2 separate regions of the Homo sapiens genome follow, and region 1 is linked to region 2. Evidence: read pairs that join two places in POLR2A ChIA-PET (ENCODE). Cell type or tissue: A673. All regions are shown on one strand. Each heading gives the region's core, and the rest is flanking DNA. Links, peaks and the distances in the headings are about the cores only. Region 1 overlaps WDFY1 (WD repeat and FYVE domain containing 1). Region 2 has its middle 24 kb from the start of KCNE4.

Region 1 (8,339 bases), core at 200-8,199, 910 kb after region 2:
TGTTTGTTATCCTGTCTACCAAGGATAAAACTTCTGTATGCTTTACCTTCCTATAGTAGATATATGAAAAGTGGAGTTATAACCACAGTTATGATTAAGAATAAAGTGTTTATTCCAGGGAGATTAATCTTTGATCTGCTGAAAGATATGCCTGATGATCATAATAAGTAGAAGGATTCCTTTTTATTTCTACTGTTAAACTCTATCAAAGAGCCAATTAAAAATAAGGTTAAAATACACTTAAGGGAATCACTAAGTCTTGAAAGCCTCATCTATTTAAGCCACAATACAGTAGGAGCAAAGATAGATTCAAGGTACAATTTTTTCCTCTGAAAAGCACTGGCTCACAAACCAGGAGGCATCTTGCAGGAGTCATTAATATTTTTCTTTCTTTTTTTTTTTTTTTTTTGAGACAGAGTCTTGCTCTGTTGCACAGGTTGGAGGCAGTGGCGTGATCTCAGCTCACTGCAGCCTCTGCCTCCCGGGTTCAAGCAATTCTCTTGCCTCAGCTTCCCAAGTAGCTGGGACTACAGGCATGCACTACCACACCCAGCTAATTTTTGTATTTTTAGTACAGACAGGGTTTCGCCATGTTGGCCAGGCTGGTCTTGAACTCCTGGCCTCAAGTGGTCCACCTACCTCGGCCTCCCAAAGTGCTGGGATTACAGGCGTGAGCCACTGCACCTGGCCTAATTGGTCTAATTTTTTTTTTTTCCCCATACCAGAAAGGGCACTGGAAATATTTTTAAACCTGTAATTCCATAAGGGTATACATTTGGGTTCAATACATATTTTCTAGTATGTATTACCAGTATGAGTACCTTTTTTTTTTTTTTTTTTTTTTTGAGACGAAGTCTCGCTCTGTCACCCAGGCTGGAGTGCAGTGGTGCAATCTCGGCTCACTGCAAGCTCCACCTCCTGGGTTCACGCCATTCTCCTGCCTCAGCCTCCCGAGCAGCTGGGACTACAGGTGCCTGCCACCACGCCTGGCTAATTTTTTGTATTTTTAGTAGAGACAGGGTTTCACCGTGTTAGCCAGGATGGTCTCGATCTCCTGACATTGTGATTCGCCCACCTCGGCCTCCCAAAGTGCTGGGATTACAGGCATGAGCCATGGCGCCGGGTCGATTACCTTGAAATTGATGTCCAGACTTTAATAAGCAGACTCAACTAGCACATAATTATTTCTACAAAATCACACCAAGTTCTACCTGGCCTGAAACAGCAATATCTCTGAAACTGAATATCTTTTTTAAACTTTCTCAAAAACACACCCTAATCACTCCAAAAACAGCTAAATTAAAGCAATTTAACCATCCTTAAATTCTAAACTGATAAAAAGAGATCATTCAATTAATCATTTTAAAAGGGCATACTATATGTTACAAATTAAGTCCAAGGTCCTGATTTCTTTTAAACTCTGGGCAAACAGTAATTCTGAGAAAATCTGATTTTCTGGTCATTCTTAGGGATGCTGATACTATTTCAAATCTTGGTAAATCTGTGAACATTTCTGTCACCTATAGCAAAGGATATTTTTTCCTAGTCTGACAGTACCTCCAGGGGATACAGGAAAAAAAAAAAGTGTACTTCTGGCATGCTAGATGGTTTCTATAACATTAAGACGTTTGCCTGAAAGGGGGAACGAACAACATAGCTATCATTGCCATCTGTTTTTATCGAATAAATAGCAATTTCCTTCCAACGAGTCTCTGGAATTCTGCCCTGTTCATTCTTGCTGCAAAAAGAAGTCTTTCTCCTTTGGTAACAGGGAGAGAAAATGTTAGATTGTTATTGAATTTATTCTCTAAATTAAAAGGCAGAGAAACCAGCCTCATTTTGTAGAGGAGAATTAGATTGGCTGAGAAAAACAGAAATTTCCATCCCCTCCCACAGGACAGCTTCAAGGGTCTGTGACCAAGAATTAGACTGCTGATGTCACCACAGGCAGATTTTATCCAGGGAAGAAGCCACTGGGTGGCCCCAGCATTTGCACCCCCTTTAAACAAATATCACCCTTCCAGAAGCCAGATTGGCTGAAAACCTGCAGATTTTTTTTTTTTTTTTTTACTCCAAACCATTCTTGCTGTAATCTTTTCACTGTTAGCATAAAAATAATTTTTTGTGATCCTTGTGCCATCAAGAAGCCTAGAAACCACTCTAATCACTGAAGAGCAGGAATAATCTAGACAGGCTGGAGTCCATGGAGGATCTAGGCAACACTTTCTTACATTACAAAGTCTGGCCAGGCACAGTGGCTCAGACCTGTAATCCCAGTACTCTGGGAGGCTGAGGTGGGAGGATCACTTGAGCCTAGGGGCTTGAGACCAGCCTGGCAACATACCAATACCCTGTCTCTACAAAAAATAAAAATAAATTAGCTGGGCATGGTGGCACACGTCTGTTATCCCAGCTACTTGGCAGACTGAGGCTGGAGGATCACTTGAGCCCACGAGTTCAAGACCAGCCTGGGCAACATAGTGAGACCCCCCCCCATCTCTACAAAAAAAAATCAAAAATTAGCAAGGAGTGGTGGTACATGTCTGTGGTCTCAAACTCAGGAGGCTGAGGTGGAAGGATCGTTTGAGCCCAGGAGGTGGAGGCTACAGTGAGCTCTGATTGTGCCACTGCACACCAGCCTGGGAGACAGAGTGAGACCCTGCCTCAAAAAAAAAAAAAAAAAAAAGTCTCGAACCCTATCCATGGCCTAGAAGTCTTAAAACACAAATTAAAGGAATCACAAAGAAGCACAGTTTCTAATAAGGAATAGCAGCCTTTTTCTTTTCTTTTTTTTTTTTTTTTTTTTTTTGAGAAAGAGAATCTCACTCTGTCACCCAGGCTGGAGTAAAGTGGCACAATCTCAGCTCACTGCAACCTCCGCTTCCCAAGTTCAAGCAATTCTCCTGCCTTAGCCTACCGAGTAGCTGGGACTACAGGCGCACAACACCTCACCCAGCTAATTTTTGTATTTTTAGTAGAGATGGGGTGTCTCACCACATTGGCCAGGCTGGTGTCAAACTCCTGACCTTAAGTGATTCACCCACCTCGGCCCCGCAAAGTGCTGGGATTACAGGCGTGAGCCACCACACCCAGACAGTGGCCTATTTTTAGATTACGTTCCATGCTTCTTTTTCCCTAACAGATTTGTTGACTGATTCAATCAAACTAACACTTGAGACATTACTATAAGCTTTACACTGTTTTTCATGTTAGAAAAATTTTATTTTATTTTTTTAATTTTTGAGACAGAGTCTCACTCTTGTCACCCAAGCTGGAGTGCAATGGTACTATCTCAGCCCAGTGCAACCTCCACCTCCCGGGTTCAAGTGATTCTCCTGCCTCGACCTCCCCAGTAGCTGGGATTACAGGCATCTGCCACCATGCCTGGCTAATCTTTGTATTTTTAGTAGAGATGGGGTTTCACCATGTTGGCCAGGCTGGTCTCCAACTCCTGACCTCAGGTGATCCACCTGCCTCGGCCTCCCAAAGTGCTGGGGTTACAGGCATGAGCCATTGCGCCCAGCCAGAAAAAGTTTAATTAGTAAAGACAAATATGTAAATGAGTAACAGTAACAATATAATGTGGTAAGAGCTATGAGGACAGAAAAAGGGTAGATTAATGTTAGGGAGTGGGAATGGTGGTATAGTGGGTTGGGGGATTTGGCAAACATCGCACAAGAAGTCCTAATGGATGAGAAGGAGTTAATCAAGCAAATGAAACTGAGAAGAGGGTTTCGGCGAGGGAACAGCACAGCAGGACGAAGCCTCTATGGGACACTGCAGGTATCCCAGGAATTCCATACTAGGCTGTATTTTCTATAAACCATAACCTAGAAACCAAAAATGCCCCCATCAATACTGGTTGCACTATAAGCACCCTCATCTCCCCATTAACCTTTGCAACTGGACTCTACTGACGCTAAGTGTCTAAATCAAGTATAAAGACGAGGAGAAAGAGAAAAAAAATCCACACAGGCGACTTTTTACTTAAAATTTCTTTGACGGTGATCTGCTGTAGATTCACCTTGACCTTGAAGGGAAGTGTTTTGAGCAAAGTAGTATGTGGTTGACAAAGAAAAATGAATAAAGAGATTATTTCACCATGAAGTATGACAAAAATACATCATGAAATCAGTATATATGTGCTAATAATGTCTTAACAACTCTCAGAAAGATTTGCTGAGCATACTTTGTAGAGAGGGAAGATGAATACCTAAATTCTAGAAACAAGTATCATTCATTATATTACCATCTGCTTCTTAGGAAAGAACTAGCAGATTATTAAAGCTAAACACAGCAGAGGAAATGTCTACTGTGCAGAAATGGTTAAGTCTGTATCATTCAACCAGTAGCTAGTTATGCAGTACCTGGTGGAGTACAGACTATGTGGGAAGATAAGATGAATAAACACAAAGCAACAGGAACTAATACCTGATTGTAATTAACTAGGCATCATCAGTAATATACTAGGAGTGTTGAAGGAAGCTCAGAAAGGACAGAGAATGATGGGCTGGGAAGAATTATTCAATGGAGGAGGTGGAACTTGAAGTGGATCTAGGAGATGAAGGAGGGTCTGAATACAGGAGAGAGGGCAAGTGAGGTTCCTGGTGAGGGAGGCAAAGGCACCCAGGTGGGAAATGTACCAGGTGTGAGTGGGACAGAACACACACTGACTTCACTGGACACAAAAGAACCATAATAAATGAGAGATAGAAGGTGGAAATAAAGCTTAGCAGGGAGCAGTTATGGGGTTCCCAAAGTCCTTTTTTTTTTTTTTTTTTTTGGGGACAGAGTCTTGCTTTATTGCCCAAGCTGGAGGGCAGCAGCATGATCTTGGCTCACTGCAACCTATGCCCCTTGGGTTCAAGCAATTCTCGTGCCTCAGCCCAGCTTCTTGGGAGGATTACAGGCATGAGCCCCTACACCTGGCTAATTTTTGTATTTTTAGTAGAGACAGAGTTTGACTATGTTGGCCAGGCTGGTCTCTAACTCCTGGCCTCAAGCAATCTGCCTGCCTCAGCTTCCCCATGTTCTGTGATTACAGGCATGAGCCACTGCGCCCGGCCCCCAAAGTCCTTTTACAGACATGATTAAATAAGGAGCTAATGAAAGGTCATGAGCAGGAAAAAGACACAATAAAAGCCTAGTTAAAGATAGGAGATTAGTGGGACAGATCCAAGTACAGTATGCTGGAACTCAGGGAAGCCAGTTAATAGGCTTTGAAAAATGAGGTTTAAAAGATGATGAGGACAAACACTAGGGTAATTATGGGCAGGTGGGCAGAAAAGAGTTCCCACAGCAGGCCTGCTGCTGCTGTCCTTAGAAAGTCTTGCTTGCAAGGTTGGCCCTTGGCAGGTGTCTGGGACCTTGTTTATCCAGAGGGGACCTCACCATTCCCTAACTCCTAAGAATGGCTCACTGTGCTTCATGCCTGTATAAAATATGTGGTTTATGTTGACCACCTACCTTCCTTCTGAGAGTTTGGAATTTTGGAACATTAGCCAAGGGCACCTACATGACCAGCCTCTAACACTGAATAAAGTCTCTAAGGAGCTTCCCTGATAAACAATATTTCACACATGTTGTCTTAATTCAATCTGAATTAGCCTGTCCTGTGACTCCACAGGAAGAGGACTCTTGGAAGCCTTGTGTCTGGTTTCCTCTGGATTTCACCCCATGTGCTGATTTTGTTTTGCGTCTTTTGGCTATGATAAATCACAGCCATGCGTATGACTATAATGTGTCAATCTTTCTAGTGAATCAATGAACCCGATCTTGAGGATCTCAAATATAGCAGGGGAAAGATGTCTAAGTGAAACTAATCACTGACATGACCTGCAAGTAACCAAATATGGAAATAAAGAAAAGGCATGACTCAAAGGCAGTTCTAAGAATTTAGGATTGTAAATAACCCCTCAAATGGTATTGTCCTATTCAAACAGGAAAAATTTTTTTATTTTCACTTATTCACGTGCACACACAAACATGCATACAAAGTAGAAACATATTACTCTTTCGTAAGATTAAAGTAACAAAATGCAAAATAAGTGGAAATGAAAATAATAATAGCTAACACTTGTATAGTGCTTTCTCTGTCCCAGTCTTTAAGATTAAAGCAATTAAATGGAAAATAAATGGGAATGAAAACAATAACAACTAACACTTGCATAATGTTTTCTCTGTGCTAGGCACTGTTCCACGTGGTTTAATTCACCTAATCCTCACAAAACTCTGTAAAGCAGGTACAAAACGGACTCATGTCCATTTTGCACATGAGAAAACTGTGATACAGTGAGGTTAAATAACTTGTCTAAGATCACAGGGCTGGGATTCAAACTGAGGCATTCTGGCTCCCAAGCCTTTGTTCTTAACTATGCTATAAAAAGAAAATGATTGTAACAATGAAGGATCACCCTAACAATACAGGAGTAAATGTGTGGGGTGGCCACCCAGGCTTCCTGCCTTCTCAAGTCTTCAGTTTATTTTATAACACAAATTAAAGTCTACTTTTAGGCTCTGCATGACAATGAAAATACAGCAGTTAACATCCTGGTTTTCTGTATTAACTAATGAATTCCAGCTATGCCAGCCTTCCTCCCAGGCATAACACTTAAAAATCAAGTTATTTATTTAAGATTGTTTCTATGTGAACAATTGGTAAATACACAAATTTTTCCCCAAACCATCTTAATAAACTTAGATATATCTAAGTGGAAGCAAATATATTACATATTTGGTATAATTTTTAAAAAAGGAAAATGCTAAAAAACATCTAAAAGTTGGTTTTCTGTAATCTTTACTCTTTCCCAGCCTAAGTGCAACATCTCAAAACATTTTAAATCACATGAGATTTATCTTTAACTTGGGACAAACAAAATTGAGTTTCCTGCAGAAACCAATCTTGGCCTACGAGCCCCTAATGCAACAGTATAAGTACGTCCATCCACAAACTCTATTTCTCAAAAGTGAAGACAGTAGGCCTATAGCCTTAACTTATTTATAAGGCTTTATAAAGCTTTTACCTTTTAAAAATTGTATCATTCAATCAACTGACTGTCTACATTTTTGGTGCAGTCCACAGCAAAAAAGTCCAAAAAGCAAACATACTGGTTCCTACTGTCTCACCATTTTAGTTCCGCTCTGAAAGCAGAGTCTTATTTTCTGTTTCCCCTACCAGGAAAGTCACCACTGTAGTTCAAATTCTTAAACTTAAATTTAAATTAAAGAGCTTAAGGTAATTATTACTTCAGCAAAATACTAATGACTTCATACAAGAAGTAGTACCATTTTCTATTAACCATTCACGAGACATTAATCCATAAAGGTTTCTAAGCAGAACCCTAAGCTGACCACCCAAACCACTAATGACCTGTGACTCCCAGGTGTAATGGCATTAAGCTTTGATATTCCACATTGGCTTAATACTCTTTGGAGTGCTGACCGTATCTAGCTTTGTCATATGCAGTTTGATTACAGTGAACTAGGTGGCTATCTGTGAATGACCCCAGGTAAATATATCCCAGAAGGTGACAAAAAAAAAGAGGATAAAATGTAAGCAGTATTTTTTTTTTTTTTTTGAGACAGGGTTTTGGTCTGTCACCCAGGCTGGAGTGCAGTGGCACGATCTCAGCTCACCTCAACCTCCGCCTACCGGGCTCAAGTGATCCTCCCGTCTCAGTCTCCCAAGTAGCTAGGATTACAGGTGCACACTACCATGCCTGGCTAATTTCTGTATTCAGTATTCTTTCTTGGTGGTTGTACATAGGCAAGCACAGTGACAAATAACCCTCCTTTCTTGTAGAGCCGTGGTTCTAAGTGTGGTCCCTGGACTAGCAGCATCAGCATCAACGTCACCTGGAAACTTGGCAGAAATGCCAACTCTCAGGCCCCACCTGACTTTCCAAATCAGAAACTCTGGGGGTGGGGTCCAGCAACCCGAATTTCAACAAGACCCCCAGGTGATTCTGATGCACATTCAAGTTAAGGAACCAGTGTTCTAGAGAGGCCAGATAAGTACATGAAGCCCGGACTGGGGTTTCTCAATATCAGCACTATTGACATTTGGGGCTCAATAATCCTTTGGTGTGGGGCATAACAGGATACTGAGATGCATCCCTACCCTCTACCTAGATGCCAGTATTAGTTACATACAGTATTAGTCCGTTTTCACACTGCTGATAAACACATGCCAGAAACTAGGTAATTATAAACAAAATGAGATTCAATGGACTCACAGTTCCATGTGGCTAGGGAAGCCTCACAATCATGGTGGAAGGCAGAAGACATGTCTTACATGGTAGCAGACAAGAGAGAAATAGGAACCAAGCCAAAGGGGTTTT
Region 2 (8,339 bases), core at 330-8,329:
CAAGTCTTTGTTGATACTGGCCTCATTGCCCTTTTCTACTCCTCTGCAGACCACATCTCACTGATCACAGGAGTCCTTCCCTAACCTATAGCATCTTTGGATAATTATCTATCTTGCCTGTGGCACTGATGATCAATCTCAACACTTTCAACAGGGACCCCTGCACCACCTTCCATCTTACATTCTGTCTTGAGTGTGGTTCCTTTTTCTCTAGCTGAGCTGTAACCACTCCGATAACTCCTTCATGGATGATAGTAATAAAACTAGCAATTTACACTTCTCTAGCACTTTACTATTTACAGGCATACTTTACTGTTTAAAAAACATTAGGAGTCAGAAGAAAGAAGACGGTAAAATGGACGGTAGAGAAGAGATTTCATTTTGTCATTCCAGCCTCAAGGGAGATGAAGCCAAGGCAGGGCCATTAGAAGCTTGGAGCTGTCCCCTGGACTTCTGGAAGGAAGCTGACATGTGATTGATAGGGGAGGCAGGTCAGTGTGCTATGAAGGGATTTGCTTTGCTATAGTAGGGAGTTCTCCCAGAAGCCAGAACCAACTGACCCAGTGCATCTGGAAAGGAGCCAGAGAACCCCTTGGCAGGCATGGGAGCTTCTTTCTCTGGTTCAGGATTTTACCAGAAGTTTGTCTACCACCTCTCCCTGAACATCACAGCTATGCATGCGAGACATGGAGAGGTTAAGCGGTTTGGTCCAACATTCCACACTTTGAAGGTGGAAGAGCTGGGTTTTGAACACATCTTCTTGCCATTAATGGCTATGTACTTTCCACTATGCCAGTGGCATATGTAGAAGATAGTTGGTTAAGGATGGTTGGTTAAAATGCAGATTCATGCTCAATCCAGGAATCCACATTTTTACTAAATACCCCTAGTAATTCCAAAATAGGTGGTCCATGTGTCACACTCACATTGAGAAGCCCCTTTCTAGTCCAAGCTGCCTCTCAGACATGGCTGTTTACAGCTCTAAAGTACTCATCAGTTTATAAAGTGCCAGGACAAATACATTCTCATTTGGAAAATGAGTTGTTTTACAAATGCCTCAGAAAGTAGATGATCTTTGGGAGCCTTCCCATCTCCAAGAACCGATGCATCTTTGCTCACAGGACTAGCGTGAGAACTTGGGTCGATGGTGGAACATGCAGACCCTGCTCTCTGTTACCTCGTTTGGCAGGCTTCCACTCCAAGGACGTGCTGGTCATCCTTTCATGAGATTTCTGTACATCAGGGTTCTGCATGTTTACAGCAGAAGCAGCTGTATATTTGACCTCAGAACCAGAAGATAAGTGTCAATGGAAATGCTCCCAATACAGGCAGGAAACTCACAGGCCCAGAGATTATGTGAACACATCTAGAGAAGTAGCCTGTTGTCTTTCAAGTAGCGAATTGGGAGTCTGGAGACTTGGTTTCTATTCTGGCCCAGTCACTAGCTTGCTAAGTGAATATGAGCACGTCACTGTGCTCATATGTTTCTGGGCAACATAAAGCAAGAAGACTGAACTAGATTGGTGGTTTTCATAATATGGTCTTTGGAGCCCAAGGGTTTGGAAGAGGAGCCCTAGGGGACACCAAAGAGAAAGGGGTCAGTGGGTATAGGGACTTTGGAACCTCCAACCCTGTTTTATTAAATAATTACAGCAACTCAGAATTTACTTACTGTGTTTATTTGGCTTCTGTGTGAGTTATCTTTAATAATATGGGCTCCAGGCCGGGCGTGGTGGCTCATGTCTGTAATCTCAGCACTTTGGGAGGCCAAGGTGGGTGGATCACGAGGTCAGGAAATGGAGACCATCCTGGCTAACATGGTGAAACCCCGTCTCTACTAAAAAATACAAAAAATTAGCCGGGTGTGGTGGCAGGCGCCTGTAGTCCCAGCTACTTCGGAGGCTGAGGCAAGAGAATGGCGTGAACCCAGGAGGCAGAGCTTGCAGTGAGCCGAGATTGCACCATTGCACTCCAGCCTGGGCACAGAATGAGACTCCACCTAAATAAATAAATAAATAATAATAATATGAGCTCCAGTGCTAAAAAGTCGTTAGAAAGATCATCCAACTAGATAATCTTTAAATACTCTCTCCCTTAACAGTCCCTGTGATTGATCTTTGCAGTTCCATTTCAGCATTACCAGACTTAAAATTAAAAACAATTTTTTTTGTTAGATCTGTGATATATTTCATGTCCTTGCTTCAAGGAAAGCTGAGTCTTCAAGTCACTGAAGTTAGTGTCTCTGGAACCCCAAACTTTGAGTGACTCCCCTGAATTCAGATGCAAATCAGCACATCAGAAACATTTAATTCATTGACCCTACTTCCATGCAACTAAGAACCCCAAGTTCAGGTGAGCAGGAGGGGGTTGAATAGTAAATATTGGACCTAGTTAAGGCCAATATGTAATTTAAATAAACACAGCTGAGCAAACAGAAGACTTAAGCAAAGGCTGGATTTACGTAGCCATTTCCTTAGTGTGTTATGTGCCAAATGAATTCAATGGCTTTTTGACGTTTTTCCTTCTGATCTTAATTGCAACCTGTTTGACTGAGTTGATGAAACTGATTGAAAAGTCAAGACATTAAAAAAACTGGAAAACCTTTTTTGTTAAGAGCATGTTTAGCTACATGTTTCGTAATTTAGTGGGGGCAAAACAGGGCTTAAAGAACTTCTTGAAATTTAAAACAGAATTATTTGTGTGTCTTAATATTTTCTACATTCTTTATTGCACTTAAGAAATGGTAGAAAGCATTTTTGGGACCGTTACATTCATGCAATCTGGATGCTATGTCCTGGGTGACTCAGCAAAATCTTCCAAAGTAGCTATTGGGGGTTTTCCTGGGGCTGGTCTGAGATGGAGCGTTGCTATTTCTTAGGTGAGGGTGCTGATGTTATAGCTTGAGATTCTCTAGCAGTTTACACTTCTCTAGCACTTCACTATTTGCAGGCATACCTCACTAGTTTTTTTTTTTTTTTTTTTCTTTTGAGACAGGGTCTCACTCTGTCGCCCAGGCTGGAGTGCAGTGGCGCAATCTCGGCTCACTGCAACCTTCGCTTCCTGGGTTCAAGCAATTCTCCTGCCTCAACCTCCCTAGTAGCTGAGACTACAGGTGCCCACCACCGCGCCCAGCTAATTTTTATATTTTTAGTAGAGACAGGGTTTCACCACGTTGGCCAGTTTGGTCTCGAACTCCTGACCTCAAGTGATCTGCCCACCTTGGCCTCAGAAAGTGCTAGGATTACAGGCATGAGCCACCATGCCTGGCCACCTTACTGTTTAAAAAACACTAGGAGTGAGAAGAAAGAAGGGGATAAAATGGATGGTAGAGAAGAGATGTCATTTTGTCAGTCCAGCCTCAAAGGAGATGAAGCCAAAGCAAGGCCATTAGAAGCTTGGAGCTGTCCCCTGGACTTCTGGGAGTAAGCTGACATGTGATTGATAGGGGAGGCAGGTAGGTCAGTGTGGTATGAAGGGATTTGCTTTGCTACAGCAGGGAGTTCTCCCAGAAGCCAGAACCAACTGACTCAGTGCATCTGGAAAGGAGCCAGAGAACTCCTTGGCAGGCATAGGAGCTTCTTTCTCTGGTTCAGGATTTTACCAGAAGTTTGCCCACCACCACTCCCTGAACATCACAGCCATGCATGGGAGATACGGAGAGGTTAAGCGGTTTTGTCCAACATTCCACACTTTGTAGATGGAAGAGCTGGGTTTTGAACACATCTTCTTGCCATTAATGACTATGCATTTTCCACTATGCCAGTGACATATGTAGAGATTCTCAAGCTATAGCATCAGCACCCTCACCTAAGAAATAGGTCTCATCACTTAATTAACACACAGAGCATGCAGACAGGGTCTCCATGTAATTTATGGCTTGGGATACATTTTTATGTTTTGAGGTGCTTTTCATTTGATGCATGCATTAGTAATAATGCAAGCTTCTATAACAGCTGAACTCCCAAACCTCAGTGGTGATACAGTAGAAGCTGTTGCTCACTCATATTGAGTCCAAAGTAGGTTTAGGCCTTTTGCCTTCCATGCAGTGATTCAGGGACCCAGCCTTCTTCCACCTTGTAGACAAGGCACACTGGCTTCTTACCTGTTTTAGCCCAGATGTGACATTCATCACTTTTGCTCATGTTCCATTGATGAAAACTAGTCACATGACCTTACCAGTAGAAAAGAGATAGAATACAGTCCTGGCCTGGCAGCCATTTTTCAACAAAAACTCTGTATAATAGAAAGGAAAGCACAAGTCTTTGATGGGCAATTAGTTACCTTTGCCACAACTAACAACAATATACTTTTGGTTGTTAGATAATCATTAACTAAGCATGCAATTTTGGCTGCTTCAGTCCCAGAGTTTGATGGCATTGTCAACGTTAATCAAAGCAACTCATGAGAAATGCTTAAGAAAGTGACACATTTTCAGGCTTGGAGAAATGTTCATTCATCTAACTTGGTATTATTTAGGGCAAAACCTTGTCTTTATGAGCACTGTACTAGCAAAGGGTAGCTTCCTTCATGCAGGTCTAAGAGAATTATTTCCTTTCTTTGTGTCTCAGCTTTCTTTTCTGCAAAATGAAATTGTTGGAGTAGATAGTCTCTAATACCTATGTTCTAGCAATATGCATTTCATTTCTCATGTTATTGAAATCACTGAAACAAACATATCTGTCTTTGGTGTGATTAAAGGTTGTTCTTCAGGAAAGGCATACACAAACGTGTTCTAAAAACTAGCCAGAGGAAATGGGGAGCTAAATGTTTCCTTTTCTCAATGGGTCTTGGCCATCTTTCCACTTATTTAAATGTAAAACATGTATTATTTAACCACAACTTCAATGCTAGGAGCAAACACATAAAAGCAGATGGTTAAACAGCATGTATTTTGGAGTTTTAATCCCAAACCACCTATACATGCAATTTTCAAATAAGAATAAGCCTATGTTTCAACAAATGTGAACTTTAAGAGTTATTATTTGAACTTTAGTCTTAGATCAAATTTTCACATAATAAATTTTGTGTCCAACTACTTCATGCCATTGTTGGTTTTTGAAAAAGACAAAGAGTTGCAAAGTGGTGAGGTTTCCCACTGAATCACTGCCCATAATAGGACTCGATCTTGAACCTTTGGGGCAATGCAGTCAATCACTCATTCTGCCACTGAGAAGGTGGCTTTTCCTCAAAAAAGTCCCCCCAGTTTGCTCCATCACTGTTCACAGGGCTTTGGGTTGGTAAATGCAGGGAGGCGTTAATGTTTTAGTGCAGAAGCACCACTGATGCAAGTTAAAACAGGAAAAAGACTTGTAATGCACAACTGCTGACAAATACATTACTCTCTGGAGTTGCTATGTGGGAAGAGGCTTTGTCTCTTCCATGGGACAGATCCCTCACTCAGCTGCAGGCAGAAGGCAGAATGACAGTGGATGCTTCCTGGGGGACAGTTTTCGTGTCTGCTCAACAAACAGCTTCTTTTGTCCACATTATTTATTTTTATTTACTTATTCTTTTTCTTCTATAGCTCCTTTGTCCCTCGGATTCCTAAAGGAAGAATTTTAACCTTTAAATGCTCTCTAGCTCCTTTATGTCAAGCAGCATCAGGGTGCAAGAAATTAGCATAGTGCTAGAGTCAAAGTCACCTGGGCTTCATTTTGGGGTCTGCCACCTGACAGCTTTGTGATCTTAGGCTGTGTCTCAGTTATCCCATTTCTAAGGTGGGTCATTGTAAAGTTTGAATAAGATAGTTCATGCAAAACACTTGGCACATAATAATGACTTCACCCATCTGTAATAGGTCATTCTTGCATTGCTATAAAGAAATACCTGGGACTGGGTAATTTATAAAGAAAAGAGGTTTACTTGGCTCATGGTTCTGCAAGCTGTACAAGCATGGTGCCAGCATCTGTTTGGTTTCTGGGGAGGCTTCAGGGAGCTTTTATTCATGGCAGAAAATGAAGCAGGAGCAGGCACGTCATACAGAGAAAGCAGGAGGTAGGGGGAGGTGCCACACATTTACACAATCAATACTCAAGAGAATTCACTCCCTATCAAGAGGATTGTGCCAAGACATGAGGAATCTACCCCCACAATCCAATCACCTCCCATTAGGCCTACCTCCAACATTGGGAATTACATTTCAACATAGGATTTGGAGGCGACATATATCTAAACTATATCACTATCCATCCATCCATCCATTCATCCATCCATCCACCCATCCACCCATCCACCCATCCATACAACTTATCTACCTATTTATCCTGTCTTCTCTCTCTATATATTTGTAAAACGTGTATTGGTTAAAATGTGTATAGGTTAATAGGTAGAAAGAGAGAGGAGAGATGGAGAGGGCTGAAAATGGTAGTGGGAGAGGTGCTTCAGTTCTTTTGGGGTAACTTCCACTTAGACATTTGGTGATGAAATATTTCAGACATACAAAAAAGTGAATCTTCATACATATTTAAATGAATCTGTGAAGTAACCACCAGCTTGATTAGATGATTGCTGCTCCTCTGCAAGATTATATACTTTTATGTCTGTATCCACCAACAACTGGCAATATAAACTTTATTTTATCATTACCTTTTTGGAGGCAGAGTCTCACTCTCACCCAGGCTGGAGTTCAGTGGCTCCATCCCAGCTCACTGCAACCTCCGCCTCCTGGGTTCAAGTGATTCTCCTGCCTCAGCCTCCTGAGTAGCTGGGATTACAGGTGCATGCTACCATGCCTGGCTAATTTTTAGTATTCTTAGTAGAGATGGGGTCTCACCATGTTGCCCAGCCTGGCCTTGAACTCCTGAGCTCAGGCAATCGACCCACCTAGGCCTCCCAAAGTGTTGGGATTGCAGGTGTGAGCCACCATGCCTGGCCTGACAATATAAACTTTAGGTAAATGATAAAATACCATATACCTTTTTCTGCTATTTACTTTCAGTGTCTAATATTATATTTTGAGATGTCTGTGTTGACATAGTATGTCTAGTGTAACCACCTTAACTTCTGTGTAATATTCCATGTTTTCTTTCTTTTTTCTTTTTCCTTGGGGCGTTTCTTTCTTCAACCTTCCTGCCTCGTGCCCTGCTTTACTTGTTCTCCTATCAGATTTCCCTCCCCACATCCCTCCCAATAAGAAGGTGCATCAGTGAAAGAGGACAAGAAAAGCCACCCCTTGGTTTATGGTTGACCCATGAGAGTGAGCTGTGTTCTGCTTACTATGATGGAGACACAGCGTTTTTGGTGTGACTTAAAAATCACATCACCCACATGTCAGGCATAAAAACATTTTACTAAATAACAGATGTCCCTGCTCCTGGATTAGGGGTCTGGAATGTGTGTTCTGCATATTTTATGGCAGGAAAAGGCCCTGTTTAAGGCGCCTTTCCAGAATTCCCCTCTATGCTAGAACAAACCATTATCAACATTATCAGGGTACTTTTGTTCTCCTGTCTGCCTCTCTCCTCTTTAAGGAAATGATGTAGATAAAAGTCCCTCACCTGTCCTGTCCTTTACCCTCTTTGAAAAATATTACATTTGATACATATTAAAATATATAATGTATGTATATGTATGTTACAAATCAAAATAGCATAATTGACATTCATGAAGCCATCTGTTCACCTGAGAACTAGAACATCCCAACCCCAGGGCTTCACTGTTTGACTTCCTGGAGGTGAAGACATCATTTAAGGCATTTCTTGGCTCTAGTTTTGTGCATCTGTTCTGTGGTGGAAGGTGCGATGTATCAGGGAGCAGGTGAAGGATGAGCCATTCTGTTTTTGCCTGACATATAGCTGCAGGAGGCTAGGTGTGAGCCTGGTTAGTGACACTGGAAATTTAGATCTGTGAAGATACCTGTAGGTAACTGCTTAATTCATTTCCTCTCTTTGGGCCTCCGTTTTCTTACCTGTACATGGAAAGGGCTAGATTAAATAATCTCTGAGTTTGCTTTTGTCTGTTGAGTAAAACATGCTTCTTTATGTTGCATCTCTGTATCTTCATTGTAAGCACCACTAAGGTAGCACCAGTCTGTGGAAAATGACACTCAACTGCATCATCTGACTGCTCTGTCCAGTTACAGAATGTCCTTCCTTGGGTGCTGATACGGTTTGGCTCTGTGTCGCCACTCAAATCTCGAATTGTAGTTAACATCATTTCCACATGTCGTAGGAGGGACCCTGTGAGAAGTAATTGCATCATGAGGGTGGGTCTTTCGCGTGCTGTTCTCATGATAGTGAATAAATCTCATGAGATCTGATGGTTTTATAAAGGGGAGTTTCCCTGCACATGCTCTCTCTCTTGCCTGCTGCCATGTAGGATGTGACTTTGCTTCTCCTTTG

The links. Peaks named below come from ENCODE experiments on the same cell type or tissue, not always from the same donor. Only the 100,000 strongest peaks of a DNase experiment are listed, where the experiment ranks them.
Region 1: POLR2A ChIA-PET joins it to region 2 with 19 read pairs; 2 of 35 experiments call an interaction of 5 or more read pairs at or near these places.

What each region holds. Positions count from the first base shown.
Region 1 is chr2:223,931,296-223,939,634 of GRCh38, forward strand. All of the region lies in intron 1 of WDFY1 (WD repeat and FYVE domain containing 1), which reads right to left. Among named protein-coding and RNA genes, the nearest start is that of WDFY1, 9.9 kb to the right of the region's middle. In A673, for the core only: no CTCF peak of the experiment used is centred there; no DNase peak of the experiment used is centred there; H3K27ac peaks cover 2,038 bases.
Region 2 is chr2:223,024,106-223,032,444 of GRCh38, forward strand. No RefSeq gene overlaps it. Among named protein-coding and RNA genes, the nearest start is that of KCNE4, 24 kb to the right of the region's middle. In A673, for the core only: no CTCF peak of the experiment used is centred there; a DNase peak (open chromatin) is centred at 3,543; H3K27ac peaks cover 532 bases.